Linked DNA regions of Mus musculus: region 1 is linked to region 2. The links are chromatin loops, found by intact Hi-C in ENCODE. Cell type or tissue: heart. All regions are shown on one strand. Links, peaks and the distances in the headings refer to the core of each region. The heading gives the core; the rest is flanking DNA. Region 1 holds the start of Tmc4 (transmembrane channel-like gene family 4). Region 2 overlaps Oscar (osteoclast associated receptor).

Evidence for each region. Hi-C counts contacts between places; a loop is a spot of excess contacts. Peaks named below come from ENCODE experiments on the same cell type or tissue, not always from the same donor. Only the 100,000 strongest peaks of a DNase experiment are listed, where the experiment ranks them.
Region 1: a loop joins it to region 2, with 2.2 times the contacts of the local background. A loop is called at or near these places in 3 of 42 quality-filtered maps.

The regions. Positions count from the first base shown.
Region 1 is chr7:3,671,354-3,679,676 of GRCm38, reverse strand. It overlaps Tmc4 (transmembrane channel-like gene family 4), which reads left to right and starts at 2,124. Exons shown (of 15, transcript NM_181820.2): 1 at 2,124-2,253; 2 at 2,909-3,113; 3 at 4,106-4,251; 4 at 4,595-4,827; 5 at 4,969-5,090; 6 at 7,567-7,714; 7 at 8,236-8,323. The coding sequence starts at 2,199. It overlaps Mboat7 (membrane bound O-acyltransferase domain containing 7), which reads left to right. Exons shown (of 8, transcript NM_029934.4): 8 at 828-1,888. The coding sequence ends at 1,218. In heart, for the core only: a CTCF peak has its summit at 4,598 (motif pointing left); a DNase peak (open chromatin) is centred at 4,586; H3K4me3 peaks cover 221 bases.
Region 2 is chr7:3,603,319-3,611,648 of GRCm38, reverse strand. It overlaps Oscar (osteoclast associated receptor), which reads left to right. Exons shown (of 5, transcript NM_001290377.1): 3 at 1-65; 4 at 299-580; 5 at 740-1,836. The coding sequence ends at 885. Among named protein-coding and RNA genes, the nearest start is that of Oscar, 8.7 kb to the left of the region's middle. In heart, for the core only: a CTCF peak has its summit at 4,663 (motif pointing left); a DNase peak (open chromatin) is centred at 2,388.

The DNA of each region.
Region 1 (8,323 bases), core at 1-8,000, 68 kb before region 2:
TGTTGGAGGATACAGTAGAGGATGCTTCCCTCTCCGTCCTCCTTAGCAGAGTCAGAGCCAGAATTGGTGGACTGAAAAGTTAGGGAAGTAAGTTGTGGAGAGATGGCTCAGTGGTTATGAGCACTGGCTGCTCTTGCAGAGGATCCGCATTTGATTCCCAGCACCCACATGACAGCTCACAATTTTAGTTCCAGGGGAATCCTCTTCTGGGCTCCAAGGGTATTGAGCACATACATGGTACATAGACATACACACAGGCAAAAAAAACAAAGCATCTATAATCAGGGGATCTGATGCCTTCTTCTGACCTCCTCAGGTAGCTGGCCACCCACATGGTACACACATGTACATTTAACAATATAATTAATTTTTTTCTCCTTTTTGTTTTTGTTTTTGTTTTGTTTTTGTTTTTGTTTTTCGAGATAGGGTTTCTCTGTATAGCCCTGGCTGCCCTGGAACTCAGTTTGTAGAGCAGGCTGGCCTCGAACTCAGAAATCCGCCTGCCTCTGCCTCCCGAGTGCTGGGATCAAAGGCGTGCGCCACCACGCCCAGCTCAACAATATGATTATTAAGAAGCTGTCTGAGCATGCTAGGGATGCAGCTTAGTGCTGCATTATTGCCCGGTTTGTGCAGGGTCCTGAGTTCAGTTCCCAGTGACAATCATAGCCTCTTTGGCTTTCAGGATGCAGGAAGGAAGAGTGGGCCTGAACTCCTAAATCTGAGGGAGGAGGGCTGAGCCCTGTACTCCTGGGCTTGAGGAAGGGAGGCATGAGACAGTGAGGACTGAAGCTTGAACTTGTGTGTCCTGACTCAATATCTTCCTCCAGGAGTGCCTGGACCATGCTGTTGAGTGCCTACTGGCATGGCCTCCACCCTGGTTACTACCTAAGCTTCATGACCATCCCGCTGTGCCTGGCTGCTGAGGGCTATTTGGAGTCAGCCTTGCGGAGACACCTGAGCCCCGGGGGCCAGAAAGCCTGGGACTGGGTCCACTGGTTCCTGAAGATGCGTGCCTACGACTACATGTGCATGGGCTTTGTGCTCCTTTCCATGGCTGACACACTCCGGTACTGGGCCTCCATCTACTTCTGGGTCCACTTTCTAGCCCTGGCTTGCTTGGGGCTGGGGCTGGTTTTGGGTGGGGGCAGCCCCAGCAAGAGGAAGACACCATCCCAGGCCACCAGCAGCCAAGCGAAGGAAAAGCTCCGGGAAGAGTGAGCTCTGCTGCATTGGCCTGCCTTCCAGTTCAAGCTTTTTTGGGAATTCCATGAACCAGGCTGTTTGTTTGGGGTTTTTGTTTGTTTGTTTGTTTGTTTCCTTTACCCAGCAAGAATCCCTTGTTTGGCTAAGAGCCTGGAGAGGATCCCCTCTTCCCAAATAATTCCTCTGCCTTCTATTTAAAGCTAAGGTATCCTTCTCTTGGGCTCTCTCAGCATCTTGACCTTTTCAGACCTTCCTCTGCTAACATCAGGGTATTACTATCCACTCTTGAACCTATTATCTCTGCAACAATCTTCAGATGTTCAAAAAGCCACACTTCCCAAAAATGCCCTTGCAGGGACCAGTGGTCATCTGGCATCTTAGACAGACTCCCAGTGGGTCCCCAGTATGGGGGCAGGAACTTCAGGGCCAGGTTCTGGGAGAGGGGAGGGATAGCCTTCTTGTTTTCCTCTTTGTTTTTATCATCACACCAGTGTTTCAGAGACCATGGTCTTACACATGCTGAAGGAGAAGCTAAAATGTGAGAAGCCCCAGGGGAGCTTGCTCTTACAGCAGCTTCTGCCTGAGCCATTTCTGGGCTCCCCATACAACCTACCACCCAGTGTCATCCTTGGCCTGTGACAGGCCAGAATGTATAAAGCTTTCCCAATAAAGTGTTACACATGCATTTGTTTGTGAGTATAACTGTGGGCAACAAACCAAAGACACTGACCCAGAATGCCAGTGTGCATTTGTGTGTGTATTGGGGGGGTGGGGTGGGGGGGTCTGGCTGCCATGAAGTTTGGCCGCTCAGGAGGCTGTAAGGACTTCAATTCCCAGGAGACCTTTATAGGAAATGTACCGCAGTCACCCGGGTCACCTAGTGGCCAGGTGCAGACCTGTAGCAGGCCCCTCCCTCCCTTACCGAGGGCAGTCCCCGCCCTGGGGCCTCCAGAGACAGAAAGAACGGGTGCTGGAAGTACGGTACATCCACAAACATGGAAGCCTGGGGCCAGTCCCCAGCCTGCTCCAGCTCCCGGAAAGCCAGAACAGGTAGGAGAGAGTCCAGCAAAGTCAGGTCCATTCATAAAGGAAGGGAAGCTGAGCTCCTGAACCTGAGACTCGAAGAGGACTTTCATTTCCTGGGTTTCCTAAGAAGGAAACTCAGATTTCCCGAAAAACAGTACAAGTTTACGGTCTTGGAGGACAGAGTCAGGAAACGGGTCCCTAATATCAGGCTTGTGAGGAGCCAGGATTCTAAGCTCACCAATGAGGGAACGGGAAGTTGTTGAAGTTTAGAGTCACACTTAGAGTAGAAGGGATATGGGAGTTCAAACCTAGACTCCGTGGGGGAGAGTCTAGGGCCACGAACCCCAGTGTGAAGGAGAAATAATGGGATCTATAGCCCTGGATCTGAGGGGAGAACCCGAGTCTGAACTCCTGGGTCTGAGGGGGGTGGCTTTAGGCCTGTACCCCTGGGTCTGAGAGAAATGGGCTGGGGCCTAGACCCCTGTATCTGAAGAAGGTTGGGGCATGGGCTCCTGGGTCTGAAAAAAGAGTCTGGGGCCTGGCTCCAGGGTCTGAGGGAGGTGGCCTGAACCCTGCACCCTTGTGTCTGAGAGATGGGCTGTGGCCTGGACTGTGGATCTGAGGGGAAAGGCTTGTGGCCTGGACTCCTCTGTCTTTCAATCCTTTGTGTTCATCCCAGGCCCATCGCTGGCGTCTGTGCTGAACGATCTCCCCAGCGCTGCTACGCTGCGATACCGCGGCCCTGGTGTGCTCCCTTGGGGAACACTGGATGAAGATGATGATGAAGGAGGAAGGAGCCTTCAGGCCTTTGCAGAAACTGCACAAATGGAATCTCACCCTTCCCGGGAACTTCCCTGGCCTATGCAGGCAAGGCGGGCACACAGGTGAGCACCTCTTTACTGACACACCCTTTCCTGATTTCAGTTATTCTGTTTACTTCCTTGCCACCAGCTTGGTAGGGTTAGCCTGGGCCGGCTCTGAACCTTGTGTTAAGAGACTCAGGAAGACTTGATCATTTTTTATTTTTGTTCCTTCTCCCAAACGTCCTTCTTGTTTTGTTTTGTTTTTTCTTTTCTACGTGTGTGTGTGTGTGTGTGTGTGTCCCTAAGATCATGCATGGGTGTGGCACAGCTTTCTTCGAAGCTCAGGGGACAACGTAAAGGAGTCAGTTCTCTCTCTCTACCATCTGAGTCTCAGGGATCAAAGTCGTTTTGACTTGGTCACAAATGCCCTTACGTGCCAACCATTTTGTTCTGTTTTGTTGAGACAAAAACAGAGTGAGGGTTGCACTCTGTCACCCAGGCTGACCTGAAAGCACTGTCTATCCTAATTTGCCCTAATCATTCTGCCCGCTGCTCCCAGTTGAGATACTACGAGCATGAATGGTGCACCACACTGCACTCATTTTCTTTCAAAAGCATGTCACTAATCTACCAGCCTGTCCTGGGACTCTCAATTCCACTGCCTCAACCTCACTGTTGGGATTACAAGCATACAAGCATGCATATACTACTAGACATGGCTCCATCATTATTTTATGTCTGGCTCCTTTTTTTTTTTTTTTTTTTTTTTGGTTTTTCGAGACAGGGTTTTTCTGTGTAGCTCTGGCTGTATTGGAACTCAGTCTGTAGACCAGGCTGGCCTCAGAAATCCACCTGCATCTGCCTCCCAAGTGCTGGGATTAAAGGTGTGCCCCCCCCCCCACCACCCAGCTCAGATTTGGTTCCTTTTTAATTGCTAAAGAGTATTCCAGTTTATGGATACAGTACCACGATGCCTGTCCTCGTTACATCGTGTTGTTTCTGTCTTTGGGTGGTTCCCAGTTTGTAGGTTCCAAACCCTTCATTTTCTGACGCTGACTCTGCTCTCTTTCTAGGAAGAGCCAGGCTACAGGGCAGCTGGCTTCTGGCTCTGAATCCAGGGCTGCCTACTGGACCCGACAGCTTTCCCGGACCAAGGGAAAAATGAAAGAAGGCTTTCAAACTATACAGCCCTGGGCATGGACGCTGAAGAAAATTGGGGGTGTGCTGGGCTTTAGAGGAAGAGGCCTGGGGTCTGAGGCTGGAGTGTGGTTTCCTGGGTCTGACAGAGAGGGGAGTGGCAATTATCCCCTGGGCCTTTGGGAAAAGGTCTGGTTCCTGCAGCCCTGGTCTGAAGGATGAAGACTAGTGCCTGAACCCTTCTGAATCAGAGAGAAGAGAACTGGAATCTGAGGGGGGAGGGCTGGTTTCTGGACCCCAGGGTCAGACCAGGAGTCAGGGCTCTGTTATAGATTTCTGGGTCTGAGGGAGGAGGGCTATGGCCAGGACTCTGGGTTGGAACTACACTGGTAAGGGACCTGAGGCCTCTCTGCTGCCCTCTGCAGGTCAGTTTGGAGCAGGCACTGAGTCCTACTTCTCCCTGCTGCGCTTCCTGCTCTTTCTCAACCTGGTGGCATCTGTCATTGAAATCTGCATGAAGCTGATCCCCACCTGGCTGGAAGGGGCTCCTCCAGGTCCCCCTGGCCCTAACATCTCTTCACCCTGTGGTTCCTATATTCCACACACTCATGGCCTGGTCGCCTTCCCCACCCAGCTTTTCAACTTGCTCTCTGGAGAGGTGGGTGCCATGGTCCCCAGAGGAACCTCCTTACTTTTGAAGCCTGGTTTCCTGGACGACACACACACAGATCACTCAGCTCCCTGATCGTTACCTCCACCCGGCCCCACTATGACCTTTGTTCTGCCTCTTCCTCCCCAGGGTTACCTTGAGTGGTCCCCTCTATTCTATGGGTTCTACCCACCCCGATCGAACCTGGCCATCACCTACCTGTGCTCCGTCTTTGCCATCAGCATCATCTACTTGCTGTGCATCCTACGACGGTTAGTGATGCCCACATCCTGATTCTGATAGGCAGGGGAAACCCACCCCCTCCCCCAGGAGTCATTTCTTCAACATTGAAATGTATTTTAAAGCCAGGAGAGGAGGCTCCAGGAGAGGAGGCTGAGGCAGGATGATTATTTTAAGTTCAAGGTCAGCCTAGGCTACAGAGTAAGTTGAAGACCGCCCTGAGCTGCACAGAAAAATCCTATCTGTCTGAGTATGTTGGCACATGCCTGTAATCTCTGTACTCAGGAGGCAGGGTAGATAGATCTTTGAGTTCAATGCCAACTTGGCTTTCTTTCTCAGAAAGAAAATGAAGGGACGGAGGGAGGGAGGGAGGGAGGGAGGGAGCACAAAACAGGCAGGCCCCTACCCCCAGTTTATCTAGTGGTAACCTAATGAGAGGTGGTTCAATACACACATGAAAGCCTGTTTAGAAGGTGTGTGACTATAATCCCAGAGTTTGGGAAGCCGAGGCACGAAGGTTACTCCAGGCTCCATCTCACAATATCCAGTGATATCAAGAAGTAGAACACAAAAAAAAAAAAAAAAAAGCCGGGCGTGGTGGCGCACGCCTTTAATCCCAGCACTTGGGAGGCAGAGGCAGGCGGATTTCTGAGTTCGAGGCCAGCCTGGTCTACAAAGTGAGTTCCAGGACAGCCAGGGCTACACAGAGAAACCCTGTCTCGAAAAACCAAAAGAAAAAAAAAAAAGAAAAAGAAAAAAGAAGTAGAACACTAGGCTGGCAAGACTTTGCAGCGGATGCGAACACTTTCTGCCAAGCCTGAGAAGCTGAGTTCCTTCCCCAGAGGCCCCATAGTAAGGAAAGGAAGCCACTTCCTCCATAGGTTGTCTTCTCACCACCACACACATGGCATGTCACACTGGTGCCATCACATAAACACACATGCACACAAAATAAATAAATGTAGAAAGAAAAATAATTAGAATACTAAGCTTACTGGCATGGCTCCTGTCTCAAATCCCAGCACTTGGGAGGTGGAGGCAGGAAGAACAGGAACTCTTTGGTTTTTTTGGGGTTTTTTTTGTTGTTGTTTTTTTTGTTTTGTTTTGTTTTGTTTTTCGAGACAGGGTTTCTCTGTGTAGCCCTGGCTGTCCTGGAACTCACTTTGTAGACCAGGCTGGCCTGGAACTCAGAAATCCGCCTGCCTCTGCCTCCCAAGTGCTGGGATTAAAGGCGTGTGCCACCATACCTGGCTGAACAAATATAAATTATGAACAAATATAAAACATGAATAAATGGATTTGGGAGCCCAGGCCTGTACTAGGTAGGTGACAGCAGGTATTAGGATCATGATTTTGAGGCCAGCTTTACCCTCATAGTGAGACCTTGTCTCAAAAGATAAAGTAGCTGGGCAGAGGTGGCACACACCTTTAATTCCAGCACTGGAGAGGCAGGTAGTTCTGTGACTCAAGGCCAGCCTGGTCTACAGAATGAAAAGCTGGGTATGACAGCAATACACACCTGTAGCCCCAGCACTGGAGGCTCGGGGAGGGCAACAGAGACAGGAGGATCCAGGGACTCAATGGCCAGCCAGTCTATCCAAAATGGTGAGTTCCATGTTCAATGAATGAGACCATTTGAAAAACAAAATGGAGAATGATAGAGGAAGACACCTAATGTGCATCACTGGCCTCCAAACACACACACACACACACAATCACCATGTATGTATGTATGCATACACCACATGCACACACATATTCCCAAGTGCATCCATACACTCATGCATACACTAAAACACACACATGCCTTGCTGGCTGGTTATGCCAGGAAAATACTTAAATATTGGGAGCTGGGAGAAGCTCTAAGATAGTTTCCTTTAAATATAGAGATTCCTTCTGATTTGCACGAGAAGGGATGTTGCCTCGGGTCCAAATACTAAGAACAGATCTCTAAAGAGATCATGTGGGAACACTCCCTAGTTGTCCTGGGGAGCACGGAGAGGCTACTGAAGGTAAACATAGTCTCTCTGTCCACTTCTGTCTTCCTCTTCCTTTGTTCTCATCCTTTCCTCCCACTCAGTCTCTCTAGGTCTTTGCCCGCCCTCAAACACTTGTCTGAATGGGCAGCTCAAGGCAGTCACTGTGTTACCCTGTCCACCTCTCAGCCTAAAACTCACTGTGTGTCCAGGAGGGCCTTTGAACCTGTAGAAATCCTCCTAACTCAGCTTCTTTTGTGCTGGGATTACAAGGCCATGCTGTCAGACCAGCTCACCTCTTCTCTAAAATGTACTTTTTTGTTCTTCTCTTGTCTCTTTCCTAGATATCTCCCTCTTTCCTCTGGAGATCTGGCAGTGTCCCCTAAATTCTCCTATCTCTTCAGTCTTTGGTTCCAAAGACTTTGTGTAACTATCTGACTTGAACAGGTGGCACCTGGTCACAGGATTTTGAGTGTATGTTCCGTAAGTAAGGTGCCCCCACCAACACTTCTCCTGTGGTCTGTTCTTTCAGTTCGGTGTCCGGGTTGAAGGAGACACTGTTGGCGGAGTCAGACATTCTGACCAGCTACAGTCACCGAGTGTTCTCAGCTTGGAATTTTGGCCTCTGCGGGGACGTGCACGTGCGGCTGCGCCAGCGCATCATTTTGTATGAACTACAGGTGTGCTCGGGGAGGTGGAGCTACCACTAAATGAGAACCAGACAAGATCCAACTAAGATAAGGAGCAAGGCATTGCTAAGAGACAGCTAAGCAGAAGCCAGGCTAGGAATGCCTGCCATGGAGGAGACTGACGGGGTGGGAGGGTTGGGGGGCTGGGACCTGGAATTCATTTAGAAAAGGGACTGAACTAAGACTGGTCCCAAGTGAAATGAGGACGTGGCTTCAAAAAGGTGAACTAGCTGGAAGTCTCATAGGAGGGGGATCCTGGGGTTCTGTGTTGGGCCAAAGAAGGGTAGGCCTTGGACAGAAGGTAGGGCGAGATTTGGAGTTCTGGGATGAACTAAGGAGTGGCAGACCTGGGATGCAAGTCCAGACTTCAGAGGCCCAGTGCCCCAAGAATTAAATGGTCCCACGGACAGCCCTGGAGAGTATGGAACAAGGAGAGGGCTATATCGGTTTAATCCGAAGAAAAGTCAGGCCTGAAGGGACGGATTTCCAGAAGCAGTCCCTATTGGCCTTAGGTGGACCTAGAGGAAGCAGTAGTCCGGCGCCGTGCTGCGGAGCAGACTCTGAGCCAACGAGCCAAGGTGTGGTCGATGAGGGCGCTGC
Region 2 (8,330 bases), core at 256-8,255:
CAAGACAGACTGGGGGCCAGGTGTCTGGTCTCAGCCCAGTAATGTTCTGGAACTGCTGGTAACGGGTGAGGTCTGGGAAGAAATGGGAGAAGGGCACAGGAGTGAGGTGAAGGAGGGTAGGAGAGGGTAGAAAAGGAACACAAGGAGAGAGGCGATAGGGAGGTACACTGAGAAATTCCTGAACTTACTGAGGGGAGAGAGTTTGGGGGATGGGAAGGGAGGCAGAAGAGAAGGGAGGAGGAGGGAGAGGACCATTCAGGACAGATAGCCTATCTAAGACCTTGCCTGTGTTCCACAGATCAGCTCCCCAGACCATCACTGGTGGCACTGCCTGGGCCTGTGGTGGCCCCGGGAGCCAACGTAAGCCTGCGCTGTGCAGGCCGCATACCGGGCATGAGTTTTGCACTGTACCGCGTAGGCGTGGCAACCCCTCTGCAGTATATTGACTCTGTGCAGCCCTGGGCTGACTTCCTTTTGATCGGCACACACACACCTGGCACCTACTGTTGCTATTACCACACGCCTTCTGCCCCCTATGTGCTATCACAGCGCAGCCAGCCACTGGTCATCAGTTTCGAAGGTAAGAAGCTCTGGCTCTCCTCCTTCAGACCCAGGCGACCAGGGGACATCAACTCCATTAAACTTAGAGACAACTCCATCTGTGTGTCAGAAACACAGAAAAGCAACAAGACTCTGGGATACAGAACCAACACCCTGTCTCCCTCGTTTTGGCTCGCAGGTTCTGGCTCCTTGGACTATACCCAGGGAAACCTCATCCGTTTGGGGCTGGCAGGAATGGTCCTCATCTGCTTGGGCATCATAGTTACTTGTGATTGGCACAGCAGGAGCTCTGCCTTTGATGGTCTCCTGCCCCAGCAAAACTGAAGAGACTGCCTGGAGATGGACAGAGAAGCTGGGATCCTTGGTGACCAGCCCCTCTGAAACACTCTAGGCCTCCAGACTCCACCAGATACTCATTCTTCACCACACTGTCAGGCTTGTTGAAGGATTAAAGGAAGTGACTGGCCTGTGGTAAATGATGTTCAGCTAATGTTAGTGACTTTATCCTCCCTTGAAAACCTCTATTTCCTTCCTGTGCCTTATTTCCGGCTCCCCACCTCTCCTTTCTTTTTCTTTCTGGCCGCGTTGGGATCATAGGTTCATTCTACCACACCCAGCAAAAATTTCTAATTCCATATTTTAAGGGTAATACCCAGGCCTCAGCCGTGTGTAGAGGCAAAAAAGACAACTTCCAGGAGTTGATTTTCTCTGTCCATCCTGTAGGTCCTAGGGTTTGAACTCAGGCTGCCAGGCTTAGCCACAACAACTTTACCCACTGAGCCATCTGGCTGGCTCCTAAGTAATTTATGTTTTTATATATATGAATGCTTTGCCTGTATGCATGTAGGCCTCGCTCCCCAAGGAAGCCAGAAGAAGGCATCTGATCTCTTGGAATTAGAGTTACAGATGGGTGTGAGCCACCATGTAGTGCTAGAAGCCCCAACCAAGGTCCTCTAGAAGAGTAGCCAGTACTCTTAACTGCTAAGCCATCTCTCCAAGGCCCCCAAATCTATAAGATTAAAGTACTCATTCTCTCTTCTCTTCCAATGTTTTGGGGGTTTGTTCGTTTGTTTTTTAGTGCAATTTTTTAGTATTGAACCCAGGTCCTTCTACGTGCTAGGCAAGTACTTTACCCTGTGCTACAATCCCATCTCCCAGGTAATTTTTAAAAAATTAATCATAAATTTTTGATGTTTTGGAAACAGTCTTATTCTGTAATGTAAAATGACTTGAACTTGAATAAATGTTCCTGCCTCAGCCTCTTGAATACCAAAATTGCAGGTATGAGTCATGGTACTCAGCTGGAAATCTTTTTTTTTTTTTTTTTTTTTACATTGAGGTTGTACGTGTTTATTATGCACATAATGCTCTTACACTGGACTAGGAAGCATGGGGCTATGTTGGTCCGGTCCTGACCTGACAGTGAGAATCTTCAGAAGTGAAGATGCATCCGTGACTTTTGTATCACTTCGACCCCACACCTGACAGAAAGCAAGCAAGCACTGTTCATCTGGTTTCAGAGGCTTCGGTCCCTCGTCACTTGGCTCCATGTTGCTGGGCTGCTCACGAAGTAGAACCACATGGCCCAGAAGCTTCTCCATGACAGACAGGAAGCAGAAGCTTTATCGTTTCCTTCATGACATCCTCCTCCCACCTTACCCCAAACCAGACCAAACAAACACCAATCAGAGCTCCCACCTCAACTCCAGGCACATTTATAGCTCTACTACATCCATCATTACATTACCTCCAATGGGGATCCATTCCCAGGGCAACAGTAGACAGAGCTCACGTAGTAGACCTTTGACCTGGAAACCAGCCAGCTTGGTCTGCTTCCCACTGGGCTCTTGGCTGCCCTCACCATTATAAAAATAACACAAACCATTCCTGCAGCCTGTTTTCTGCAACTTGTTTTGTCTCTTACCTACCAAAGCATGGCTACCTTCCAGTATCTCCTGACTTTATTAATTTAACTTTTCTCTTTTCTCTGACTCGACAATGCTTGGCCATTATTAGACACACAAATCTGGAAGCAGTTCCTACCACTACCATTCCTGCTGACTTCTGCTTCAATTCTGGTGCAGTGCATACCCAGTCCTGCTTTTGTAGTTCTCCACCTCCTCCTCTTCTCTTTCTACTTAATGAAGATTCAGATTTGTGGAGGATGTTTATCTAGTTTGCTTTTTTGAAACAGAGTTTCTCTGTGTAACCCTGGCTGTCCTGGCACTCACTCTATAGACCCACTGTCCTTGAACTCATAGGGATCGGCTTGTCTCTTTCTCCTCACCTTGAACTCATAGGGATCGGCTTGTCTCTGTCTCCTCACCTTGAACTCATAGGGATCGGCTTGTCTCTGTCCCCTCAGTGCTGGGATTAAAGGTGTGGGCCACCATATGCACTTGAAATAAGGTAAATAAATAATATATAAATAATCATATAAATAATATTCTTATTTATATATTATTCCACAAATAATATATAAAACTTCAAGTTTAGAAAAATCCCAGCTCTGCTACCCTGGATAACCTTGACCAATACAGAAAACCTTCTGAGTTTTCTTATGTAAAATGACAAACCATGTCAGCTCTGGTGAGAATTGATGGACACACATATTCCCAACACATGAAAAAAAAAAAGACAGAAAATTAATTTCTTCACACCCCCTTCTCCTTTCTTCCTTCCTCCCCATTCCTGCTCCCTTCCTCCCTTCTTTTAAAAATATTTTAATATTTATATTTGGACAAGGACAGAGTAAGGACAATCCTATATACAAACGTCCTGCATATCAAGACTGAGGCAATGTCTTTAGGGTTAATTATTGGTACCACATTTGCAAAGGACTCAAGTTCAGTTCCCAGCATCCACGTTAAGGAGCTGTAATTACCTGAAATTCCAGCTCAAAGGAATCAGTGCCTCTTGCCTCAACTGGAACCTGTGTGTATATACATGACTTTTAAAAAAGATTTATTTATTTTATGTATGTGAGTACACTGTAACTTGTGGTTGTTGGGAATTGAATTGAGGACCTCTGTTTGCTCCAGCCCAAAGATTTATTTATTATTATATCTAAGTACACTGTTGCTGTCTTCAGATGCACCAGAAGAGGGCGTCAGATCTCATTATGAGTGGTTGTGAGCCACCATGTGGTTGCTGGGATTTGAACTCAGGACCTCCAGTCAGTGCTCTTACCGGCTGAGCCATCTCACCAGCCCGTGTATATACATGATTAAAAATAATAAAAACAAATCTTAAAAAAACAAATTGTGTGTGTGTGTGTGTGTGTGTGTGTGTGTGTGGAGAGAGAGAGAAAGTGTGTATAAAACCAAGTTGTACACATTACAACACTCAGACATTATATGTATATCTAACGAGCATGTTCATGTTCTATGATCTTAAGTTTACTTGCACATGCTTGTACAGTGTCAGTTTACAACTGCCTTAACTCCAGCTCAAGGAAAAAATTACTAGAATTCGAAAGAAAAGCCCCAGGACAGGCAAGCTATAAATCTCAGTTGCTGCTCAGAGGAAATTGGAGAAGAGAAACCAGGCCATGCTATTTGAATGAAGTCATCATGGAGGTTGACTACACAGGGGGAAGGGGAGCTTCAGAGGGGACGCAAAAAAGGCAAAAGTGCCAGGGAAAGCATACTTAAGTGCTGGTTTAAGAAAAAGACAGGCCGGGCGTGGTGGCGCATGCCTTTAATCCCAGCACTCGGGAGGCAGAGGCAGGCGGATTTCTGAGTTCGAGGCCAACCTGGACTACAGAGTGAGTTCCAGGACAACCAGGGCTACACGGAGAAACCCTGTCTCGAAAAACCAAACGAAAACAAAGCAAAAGAAAAAAGAAAAAAAGAAAAAAACAGAGTAGAAAGAGTCAGGCATTCAGAGAGATGGGCAGACCCAGCTGAACCTCAGAGTAGCTTATAGGGACTTTGTTGAAGCAACAATTCTGGGAAGGCAAATTGCACAATCGCATTAAAGGGTTAATTATTATTCCTGTTCCTTTAAGGTGGATCCACCCTCCTCAGGGTGGACCCTCAGCCTGAGTGATTGACCTGCCTCTTAAGAGAGATGATGTCAAGTCTCCACCTAGTGGTAGAATCCATTCTTCACCGCACAGCACAGCATGTACCTGTGGAGGTCAGAGTAGAACTTCAGGGGAGTTGATTTTCTCCATCAGCTAAGTAGATCCCACAGATAGACTTCATGGTATTGGTGGCAGACACCTGTCTTTTTTTTTAAAGATTTATTTATTTTATGCATATGAGTACATTGTAGCTGTCTTCAGACACACACCAGAAGAGGGCATCAAATCCTATTAAAGGATGGTTGTGAGCCACCATGTGGTTGCTAGGAATTGAACTCAGGACCTCTGGAAGAGCAGTCAGTGCTCTTAACTACTGAGCCATCTCTCCATCCCCCGAAAGCACCTGTCTTAATTACTGTAAGAGACACCATGACCATAGCAAATCTTATGGAAGAAAGCACTTAATTGGAGGGTTTGCTTACAATTTCAGAGCGTTAGCCCATTATCATTAATAGGTTTTTATGATGACAAAATGAGCCAGTTCAAGCCAAATCGAAAGTATAAAGCCAGATTTATTGAGAGGCAGATCTTGGGTGAGTTAACCGATCTCACAGATGAAGATCAATGGAGTCAAAAGCCCAGGCTAAAGCAAGGGGGGTTTATGGGTCTCAGGCATGGGGTGATGATGTGTGAGCTAGGAGCTGGGATTGTATACCCAATGTATATTACTGTATAAGGTAAAAGGCTGGTACCCTAGGCAGGCACCCATGGGTGGGGCGCTGGGGATGAGGAGACAGGTAGAGATGATGTGTTAGCCTGGAGGTTTCTCCTTGCAGGTGGGGTTGGGGGAAGACGAAGAGCAAACACGGTTTCTTAGCTTGCACACGAGATGGACCTGTGCTTCCTCCCAAGCAATCATCCTGGTGGGGAGAATGGCAGTGTACATGGAGCTAGCGCAGTAGCCAAAAGCTACATCCAGACAGAGTGAAACACTGGGCCTGCTCTGAGCTTTGTGAAATCTCCAAGCCTAGCCCTTCCCTCCAACAAAATCACAGCTACTCCAACAAGGCCACACCTCCTAATTCTAATCCTTCTTAAATAGTTCCACTCCCAGGCAACTAATCACTCAAATATATGAGCTGGTGGGGGACATTTTTATTCAAACCATTATAGCACCTTTTTGCAAGGCCCCAGGCTGGCCCTTTTGTGAGCCTAGAGCCAAGAATTTCATGGTTGTGTTTTTTTTGTCCTAGTTAGAGTTTCTTTCCATTTCTTTTCTCCGTTTGTTTGTTTGTTTTGTTTTGAGACAGGGTTTCTCTGTATAGTCCTGGCTGACCTGGAACTCACTCTGTAGACCAGGCTGGCCTCTAACTCAGAAATCTGCCTGCCTCTGCCTCTCAAGTTCTGGGATTAAATGTGTGCACCACCACTGCCTGGCTTTAGTTAGAGTTTCTATTGCTGCAATGAAACACCATGACCAGAATCAATTTGGGAAGAAAAATATTCACTTCACTTACACTTCCCATATAACAGTTCATCACCACAAGCAATAAGGACGGGAACTCAAGCAGGGAAGGAACCTGGAGGCAGGACCTGATGCAGAGGCTTATTGGCTTGCTCCTCATGGCTGTGTGTGAGACAAGACAGAGGCTACATTGTTACTAAGTCTCCCTACTTTACAAGAGTAAGTTTCTGTCTCCTAAGCCTAAGTATCCTGCAAGCCATGTTTTTCAACCTGTGCTGAACTTGTAACCCCATGATGTGTACCCAGCCCTTTGCCTTGCAAAACTCCGAACACCTGTGATATATATGATTACTCTTTTGCCTTATGAAACTGTGTTTTCACACCTGTCTTGGGCTGGTGAGATGGCTCAGTGGTTAAGAGCATTGACTGCTCTTCCAGAGGTCCTGAGTTCAAGTCCCAGTCAACCACATGGTGGCTCACAACCATCTGTAACGAGATCTGACTCCCTCTTCTGGTGTGTCTGAAAACAACTACAGTGTACTTACATGTAATAAATAAATCTTTAAAAAAAAAACTGTGTTTTCCAGTTACCTTGGTGATGGCCCTTCCACACGATGTATTCTTGCACTTATCTATCCCACAGGCAGCCTTGAGCTCCGAGTCCGTGCAAGTACTAACATCTAACAATAGAGACCTCAAAAGCCAGTGAGGGGCTGTTTTCTGACATCACAACTTTGGGAGAAGCAGCCAGCTGGCCACTTTAAATAAATTAGACAGCTGTGGAATCGTTCTCTTTAGGTCTAACACTTGCTCATCCTGCTTTCTTACAGAACTCAGAACCACCAATTCAGGTACAACACCACCACAATGGACTGGGCCCTCACCCATCAATTACAGCTGGGTGGTGGTAGCACTCGCCTTTAATCCCAGCACCTGGGAGACAGGGGCAGGTGAATAGATGAGTTCAAGGCCAGTCTAGGCTAGAGATTGAGTTCTAGGACATCCAGAGCTGTACATACAAAACCTGTTCTGAAAACAAAGACAAAAACAAGAAAACCAAAGCCCTACAGGCTTACCTATAGCCTGATCTTATGGAAGTATTTTCTTTTTTTCTTTTTTCTTTTTGGTTTTTCGAGACAGGGTTTCTCTGTGTAGCCCTGGCTATCCTGGAACTCACTCTGTAGACCAGGTTGGCCTCGAACTCAGAAATCCGCCTGCCTCTGCCTCCTGCGTGCTGGGATTAAAGGCGTGCACCACCACGCCCAGCTCGGAAGCATTTTCTTAATTGAGGTTTGCTCCTATCAAATAACTTTAGTTTGTGTCAAGTTGATATAAAACTACCCAGCTCATGTTTAGGTACGGTACTATGGGCTGTGAGGTGTTTTTTGTTTTTGTCTTAAGACAGAGCATCTCTCTACAGCTCTGGCTCTCCTGTGGATGATGAGCTCACAGATGCCTGCTTTTGCTGGGATTAAAGGTAGGCATCACCACACCTGTCTCGGGCTATGTGTTTTCACAGACTTCTTTCTCTTCTGGAAAGATGGGTATGCATCACACGGAAACCATAAATTGAATACAACGTAGAGGATAAATCTCGACCTGTCTCCAGCTGGAGAGCCATCCTGAAAGCAGTTAATTCTGCTTTGGGAGCTGATGTGAAATCATGCATAAGTGGCCTCAGAACCTTTGACCTCTGTGTGGCTTACTGCCGCTTACTCTGAGAGCTCATATCTGCCTTCGTAAAACTGCATCATCTGTGAACCAGGCAGCTTCAGGCTGGGCAAGCGTGTGTGTGTGTGTGTGTATGTGTGTGTGCACATGCGTGTGTGCATGCACAGTATACTGGTTATCTCACTGACCTGCCCTCAGGGACACAGCAATTGCCTATGTCAGGACTTGCCCGCAGCCAAGTTCGATAGATGTGTGCTTTCGGACAAAAGGACCACCGGCACCCCAGCCCCCACTCTCTGCTCCCGGGCACTTTATCTCTTTCTCTCCATCCTCAGTGTCCACCTTTTGTCTGCACTTATGGCTCTGCTTCAGTCTGTAGCCATTCCCCAGGTCCTTATTCCTCCTGGCTTCTCCGATGAACCCCTTTCATAGCAGGTCTGTTGCATGGTGTAACAGCTACCCACCTCACCCTCCCCAAACCCAAACCCTGCTCCACACTCCCCACCCCGACCCTGGGAGAGAATGTTTCTGGTAGTAGGAAACTGGCATAGAACAGTCAACAGAACTTACAGTTTGGCTTGGCTTCTCTGTAAGTGCTGGGACTCT